Linked DNA regions of Mus musculus: all the other regions are linked to region 2. Evidence: chromatin loops called from intact Hi-C (ENCODE). Cell type or tissue: gastrocnemius. All regions are shown on one strand.

What was found. Hi-C counts contacts between places; a loop is a spot of excess contacts. Peaks named below come from ENCODE experiments on the same cell type or tissue, not always from the same donor. Only the 100,000 strongest peaks of a DNase experiment are listed, where the experiment ranks them.
Region 1: it touches region 2 in a loop (3-fold over the local background); 17 of 42 quality-filtered maps call a loop at or near these places.
Region 3: it touches region 2 in a loop (2.9-fold over the local background); 12 of 42 quality-filtered maps call a loop at or near these places.

What each region holds. Positions count from the first base shown.
Region 1 is chr6:90,536,846-90,539,345 of GRCm38, reverse strand. No RefSeq gene overlaps it. Among named protein-coding and RNA genes, the nearest start is that of Aldh1l1, 13 kb to the left of the region's middle. In gastrocnemius, a CTCF peak has its summit at 1,183 (motif pointing right); a DNase peak (open chromatin) is centred at 1,199.
Region 2 is chr6:90,449,051-90,451,550 of GRCm38, reverse strand. No RefSeq gene overlaps it. Among named protein-coding and RNA genes, the nearest start is that of Klf15, 12 kb to the left of the region's middle. In gastrocnemius, a CTCF peak has its summit at 1,204 (motif pointing left); DNase peaks (open chromatin) are centred at 669 and 1,187; H3K4me3 peaks cover 441 bases; H3K27ac peaks cover 1,464 bases.
Region 3 is chr6:90,574,075-90,576,574 of GRCm38, reverse strand. The region is part of intron 12 of Aldh1l1 (aldehyde dehydrogenase 1 family, member L1); the gene reads right to left. Among named protein-coding and RNA genes, the nearest start is that of Aldh1l1, 25 kb to the right of the region's middle. In gastrocnemius, a CTCF peak has its summit at 1,014 (motif pointing right); DNase peaks (open chromatin) are centred at 601 and 1,112; H3K27ac peaks cover 372 bases.

The DNA.
Region 1 (2,500 bases), 88 kb before region 2:
CCAGGACACAAGGTCTACCAGTGAGCTCATTGCGGAACCTCTCCCAGCTTCCCTGGAGGCCTGTACCAGGAACTGGATGTACCCAAGGAGTTGATGCTGTTTCCGGACAATTGTGTTATCATGAATCTATACTCATTTGGTTTAAAGAATGGTTGCTAGGACATACAAGCAACTCCTGTATATACTGGTACCCCATCAATGTTCTTTGGTCTTATTGTGACTTAAGCGTGCCTGCTGCTTCTCTAAAGGAGGGCTACACATCTCTGCTCTGAGGACACCAGATCTTGGCTAGTAGATTGTGGCTTTGTGCAGTTTCTTTAGATATCTACTCTTGCTTTTTAAACATGGTGGTAAAAGCCCATAGGGAGAACTGCGCACACTTGCTCTTCTGTGGGTTGCTTATATGGTGGCAGTCAAAGGCTGCTGGGGCCGCCAGTTAACTGGAACTGACTGGAGGCCTTAAAGTGGCTGAGCTACTATCACTGGGAACCTCAGAAAACTCCTCATTGAGCCACTGTTGGGAGACCCTGGCAGGAGCTATGACCTCTTATATCCTGGCCTCAGAATGACACTTCTGTCTTGATCCCTTGGCAAGGCAAGTCAATAAGGCTAAGACCAAGAAACAAGGTAGGAGGGACTGGAGGAACATGGAGAGGGGGCAGCACCAGAGGAGATGCTGGTGTTGCATATGTGCAGTAGCTACACACCCACTAAAAACAAAGGCAAGATGAGAAGACGACATGGCGGTTCATCTTAGCTGTCCTTAACAGATGAGTCGCTAACACAGTCACAGCACTCGTCATGCTGTTGCCTTTACTACTGTGATTTGGAACCAAAACTGCAGTGTGGTAGAGGTCAAGCCCACACGTGTTTGGCTTTCATAAAACCTTGGCTAGGTCTTGTTTTTAAAATAATTTCATTGCCAAAAAAATTTCCATTCTAACCCTAGTGTCCCCTAAACTCACAATTCCCATCAAATCATGACCTACTGAGAATGCTCTTTAAGGCTCTGGTCGGCTTGCTTGTGCACATTAGTCCTTTGTTCACTCGTTCACTCACAGCAAGGCCAGAGGCATTTCCAGATATGGCCAAAGCCTTACTAGGATGTTGGAGAAAGATGGGAGGGGACATCCTGCCTCAGGCACAGCACCCTGTCAGGTGAGCTACAGTGGGCACACTCGGCAGTTCTGGCCACTAGAGGGAGCCCGGGGCTCGCTGCCGGGTTCTGCGTGCTACTGGCCTGCCTTGGTAGCAGAGACTTCTGATCCAGTGCTCTGTGCCTCTCTGTACCTGTGCCTGGCTGCTTAACTCCACTGCACCCCACTACTTCTTATCTGTTGCAGGAGGGGGGTAGGGGAGGGGAGGGAGAGATGGGGGGAGGAAGCAGGAGAGGGGGAAGAGAGGGAGAAGGGAGAGGGAGAGAGTGAGAGAGAGGGAAAGAGAGAGAGGATGAGAGAGAGAATCAGATTTGCCTTAGGCATGGTAGGCAAGCTAAGTGAGAATTTGCATCTCATACCGGAGTCCTCCATTTTATTGCATATTTTTATGTACCATAGGTGTAATTAAGACTCCTTTAAATCAGGTTACTGAGTTTTTGAATTTGTGCACTTCATTGCTGAACCTGGGAAACAATCCATGTGACATAAACAGAAGGGAACTGCAATCCACATCACAGCCCACTCCCAGGTTCTTACAGTGTTCTCTCGGGGCAGCTGTGAAGCAAGGCTTATGCAGATCTCCGAGTCTCCAAGCTCCTGGTTACCTGGAGTTTCTCTTTGGGTAGCTTAAAACATCCTAGGTCAAGTGGTACCACCTGGATTTCTCAGAAGCTTTGGGGGCAGAGGCAGGGGGATTGTGAATTTGAGGGCAGCCTGGGCTCTGAGGACACAGTCTTTCCATGTATCACCGCAGGATACCTCCAGCAGTGTCTCCCCTCCGAGCACTTCTGTGGACTTCCAGTCCTTGTGTTTGGAGGCTGAGTGGGATACTTACTCCCTCCCCAGTGCCTGGCTCCTAACCTTCCATCTGAGCTCCATACATTGTCTATGTCCACCTTAAACCTTGTTCTGGTGGTGGGATCATACATCCAACCACACACCTGGCCATGCCATCGGGGGATCTGATTGGCATCTCACAGTTTTAGCCTATTGAGAACACGATTCTCCATCCTTGTAGCCTTAACCCTGTGGTTCCCACCTCCCCTGTTAAGGCAGTATTTATTCCTTGGTCCTCAGCGGGGCAGAGACCATACTTAGCCTGGCACTAGTTTCTTCTGCACAGCTCATTGCTCCACACACAGCTTACACTGCTGTGCTATGGTAACTGATGTCCCCAAATCTCAGAGACTCTGAACAAATGTTTCCATCTGCTTTTATTTCTGTGGCCCTCAGCACAGCTGGTCTCTGTCCATGTCTTCTTCATGCCAGAGGCAGAGCCAAAGCATCCGGCCTAATAAAGCTGGCAGGTCATGGCTGGAGGGAAGAGCAGTGACAACTCTGAC
Region 2 (2,500 bases):
CTTGTACTACAGGACAGGTGTCACTCCCTAGGTCTCAGACAAGGTACTGAGAATCTAAAGAGCATGAAAGAGCAAAGGCGTGTGCAGGGATACAGTCCAGATTGCAGAGAGAGACAAGATCCTTCTACTTCCAGGACAGATGTGTCACCAGTGGCACCCAGCTGTAACTGTTAGGTTGAAGGACTTGGTACCTTGCAAGGTAATGGCCTGGACTGCTGAGGCTGAGAACCAGGGTCAGAACCCCAGGGGTGAAGACAAACCAAAGGGAAGCAGTACTTGAGTAGGCACCTTGATTCTCAGTCTCTGGGCATGGAGATCAGAGAATGATAGTGGAGGAGAGCCGGGTTCTATAGAGCCACATGTAAAACCCTGCCTCAGCCTGGAGAGAGGAAGGACAGTCTAGCAGACCAGCATAGCTCTCTCAAGCCCTCACTTATTGGTTAGCCTGTCTGTCAGGAATGAAGACGGACAGGATGGGACAGAACATGACTGAGGTTTCTTAGAATGGACTTTTGAGACCTACAGGGTTCAAGCACCTTCCCAGGCTGAGAGAGGGTCCAGCTAGAGGAGTCCTGGCTGGGAGCCTAGGGTGTGCAAAGGTCCCTAGGCAAGGCTGGCTCAAAGGACAAAGCTTGTGCCAGTGTGGGTGGAGCCCGAGGAGGACACCAGGGAGCAGCGGTGGCTCACTGTGGGCTCCAGAGGACCCTGCCAGCGCTCTAGCTGCCAGGGTGGTGACACATGAGCTGGCTTCCAGAGCAGGAGTGGTTCTATGAGACTCAGTCACTCAGTGCGTCATGAGAGGGTACACAAGAAAAGACCACCTCCTCTGCCCATACTGTCAAGGCTAGCACAGGGGTCATTCCCTTGAGATGCTGGCCTGAAAAGTGTGTCCATTAAGAAAAATGTACTGTTATTATTAAGGGAGGAGGGTGCACATGTATACCACAGCGCACATGCGGAGGTCAGAGGATTTCTCCTCCCAACTTTATGTGGTGGATTCCAGAAATCAAAGACAGATTTCCAGCCTTCCACAGACCCATCTCCCCAGACCCCAAGCATGTCCATTTTAAGACCCAGTGATTGTAACATGTCTTGCATGTTCTCGTTAATGAGACTGTCCAGTGCGGATATTCAGACCATTTCTGGGCAGCAGTCCTGAGGGAGGACCCATGCTCACTTCACTAGCGCCTCCTGCTGGCATTCCATTTGCTGCAACAAACAAGCAGTAAGTCTGCCCTCTTAAGATCAGACACGAACAACCATGGAAGGAGTTACAGAGACAAAGTTTGGAGCTGAGACGAAAGGATGGACCATCTAGATGCCTCACCCGGGGATCCATCCCAAAATCAGCCTCCAAACGCAGACACCATTGCATACACTAGCAAGATTTTGCTGAAAGGACCCGGATATAGCTGTCTCTTGTGAGGCTATGCGGGGGCCTAGCAAACACAGAAGTGGATGCTCACAGTCAGCTATTGGATGGATCACAGGGCCCCCAATGGAGGAGCTAGAGAAAGTACTCAAGGAGCTAAAAGGGTCTGCAACCCTATAGGTGGAACACCAATATGAACTAACCATTACCCCCAGAGCTCATGTCTCTAGCTGCATATGTAGCAGAAGATGGCTTAGTTGGCCATCATTGGGAAGAGAGGCCCTTGGTTTTGCAAACTTTATATGCCCCAGTACAGGGGAACGCCAGGGCCAAGAAGTGGGAGTGAGTGGGTAGGGGAGTGGGTGGGGGAGGGTATGGGGGACTTTTGGGATAGCATTTGAAATGTAAATGAAGAAAATACCTAATTAAAAAAAATCAGACATGAGGCTTTTGCCGCATCTGGCAGGTTTGGAGAGAGGAGAGACCAGGAGGCAGCAGCAGGATGTGTCTGAGTTGGAGGCCAGCCTGGTCTACAGTATGGAACCCTGTCTCAAAACAACCAACTAACCAGTGGGGTCCGGGGAGATGGGTCTATGGAAGTCTGGAAATCTGTCTTTGATTTCTGGAATCCACCACATAAAGTTGGGAGGAGAAATCCTCTGACCTCTGCATGTGCGCTGTGGTATACATCAACAACAAATGATCCAGGAATCTTGTTGTGAGGGTCCCTGAGGCAGAAGTAGGTTAAATGGCTGCTGACTCTTCTGCCCAAGTAGCATCAGAATGCACTGTGGCTCTGAGCCAGCTCCCATTCCTTTTACATTCCTGGAGATCACGGTGGCACAGTGCAGGGATGTCCCCCCATTCTTTGAGGGGTATGTGCAGTCACCTGGCATGGCCCTTCACCTATTCCCCTCCTGACTAGGGCTCCCTTCCATGCCTCTGGCTGATTCAAAGCGTTGGGCATTTTGCCTCTGTTGAGAGGTCAGAAATGTCTGCAGTCTTTAACATCAAGAGCTCTAAGGAAAGTGAGGTCTGTGGCCTTCAGCCTCTGTGCTGGGGTATGTGTCTGTGGGCAGGGAAGGGTTGAGGTGCAGAGCCCACCTCACCCCCACTGCCTATCAAATG
Region 3 (2,500 bases), 130 kb before region 2:
GCCTGCTCTTTCAATGCCATTCCTTATGGAGTCGGGGACTCTGCCCTTCATGACCAGAACTGTCACTACGATGTGCTGGCCTCACTCTTCTGTAAGATGAGACAATCGGTTTCTCTTCCTGGATGGGTGTGAGAATGACATCCTCTGTCCCCACCTTTCCTCTTCCTTCCTGGAAGACCCATGGATTGACAACTTTACAATGTCCTCATGAAGAGGTGTTCACCTGCCTATGGCTGATAGCTGATGATAGCTATGGCTTGGCTACTCTTCCTGTTTTTGGATAGCTCCAAAAGAGAGAAAGTACATCCAACCCAGTGGCTAGCTCAGTCCAGGAGTCATGTCCCGAGGCTGACGTCTGGAGCCATTAGTACCCCCATTAGTGGCCCCAGTCCTGTAAGTAGGAGAGATGTGTATGTGTGGGGCAGGAGGTGCTTCTCAGGCAACTGTGAATCTGCTCTCATCAGCATCTGGCTACCCTGCTCTGCTCCTGATGGAGGCTGTGAACAGCCTGGAGCTAATCACGGTGTTCCCGGGAGGGTCTGCTGCTAAGGGAGCAGGCCTCAGCCTGGCAGAGGTTCCTGGGTCCAAGTCTGAATGTTTGACTGAAGCAGTCTGGTCAGTTCCCACCCTGCTCCTCCCGACAAAGTCACTGAAAACCCCCAGGGCCTCCATCATATTCCTCTTTGCTTAGGATGCAGACACAATCTATGAGTGGGGGGTTGCCCTCAGGTCCCATACCAAAGTCATTTCAGGGCTCCAGCTTTCCACCCCTTCTTGCTGGTCTTGCCTGTCACTCAGGTGACTCAGGCCTCTGACCTGGGGACCTTGGCCAGGGGTACTATATCAAGCCAGCGACACTCCACAGCTGCTTCTTCAGAAAGATTGTACTGCCTACCCCAGGCTGGCTGAGCTGACTTGAGATGAATACAATGGTCACAGGCACACACAGCAGTGACCCTTGGAGAGTCAGTCTGAACTGTTATGGCGAGCTAGCTGGGGTTATTATAACAGTGGCCACCAGGTGGCAGCAGATCATTTTATGGAACATGCTTCCAGATTAAGGCCCACAGCTGAGACCATTTCCAGCTCAGGGAACCATGGGTCAACAGATGACTCCTCCCTAAACTCTATGACTTCTTCATGGAGTCTGAACACCTCAGCAGGCAGTGCATGGCTGGCCTCAGCTTTGTATGTCTAACGCACCGGTCTGCACTATTTGCATGCAGCCAAGGGCCTGCTCTGGTTCCCTACTGCTGGGCCACCTGGAATAGCTGGCTTCAGCAGCAGATAAAACCACCATTCCTACTGCAGGGCCACACTTTCCTGCCAGCCTGATGAGACAAACCCTGGTAGGTCTGCATCAAACGGAGCTCCACTTCTTCAGAAAGACTGCACTGCCTGGCCCCAGGGCGCCCCCATCATTTCCCTCCTCACTGACGACACAGCCACAATCCACGCGTGAGTGGGTTGCCCTCCACAGTGTTGAGGGTCCTCTGGGACACTGAGGGGAAAAGCCAAGCAGACTCTATTGGCTTCCTCTGAGGGCTGTTTGCTCCTCTGCCCATTACCTCCTGCTTCTGGAAAAATCACTCCCCAGTTCAGAGTGTGAGCTGAAGTTGGGGGGGTGGGGGGGTGGGGGTGGGCGACCATGCCAGATTAAAGATTTTCCAAGGCAGACAGACTGAGTAGAAGGTATGATTGTGGAGGGTTGGGATGATGCAGATCCTAAGCCAAATTCTCACAGATTAATTTTGGTTCCCTCATTAGCCATTCACCGCCCACCTCTAGATCTGAACTAACAACCCTGTGACTCTCAGGTGGAATCTTTTGAAATGTCTGAACTTATCAGACCACTAGCTCCCGCCAACCCCTAAGCTAGGGATGTAATCAGAGAGCCTCTGAGACTTGCAGCGGAGATCCCCCCACTTTGCTGTGCCCCCCTAAGCCTGATGTGTCTACTGCTGTGAGGTTTTTTTTTTTTTTAATTTAAGACTTACTTATTTTTTATTTTATTTTATGTGTATGTTTGTCTGGAGGTCTGTATGTACACAATGTTATATGCAGTGCCTTCAGAGGCCTCAGAGGACAAAAGGGGGGCTCAGACTACCTGGAATTGGAGTTGCAGGGGTTGTGAGCTGCCATGTGGTTGCTGGGAACCGAACTTGGGTCCTCTGCAAGAGCAGCATGTGCTCTAAACAGCCGAGCCCTGGGCCTGACTCTATTCTGCATTTTTTAAAAATGCCTTGATGTACGGCTTTCTGTTGTGGTGTGGCTGTAAAACCTTAGGAAGGGCTCCATGCTTAAAGCACTTGCCCTGCAGGTGTGAGAACCTGAGTCTGGATGCCCAGAATCCACCTAGGCAGGCTCCCAGCATGCATGCCTGTGCTGCAGGCTCCCAGCATGCATGCCTGTGCTGCAAGCTCCCAGCATGCATGCCTGTGCTGCAGGCTCCCAGCATGCATGCCTGTGCTGCAGCCTCCCAGCATGCCTGTGCTGCAGC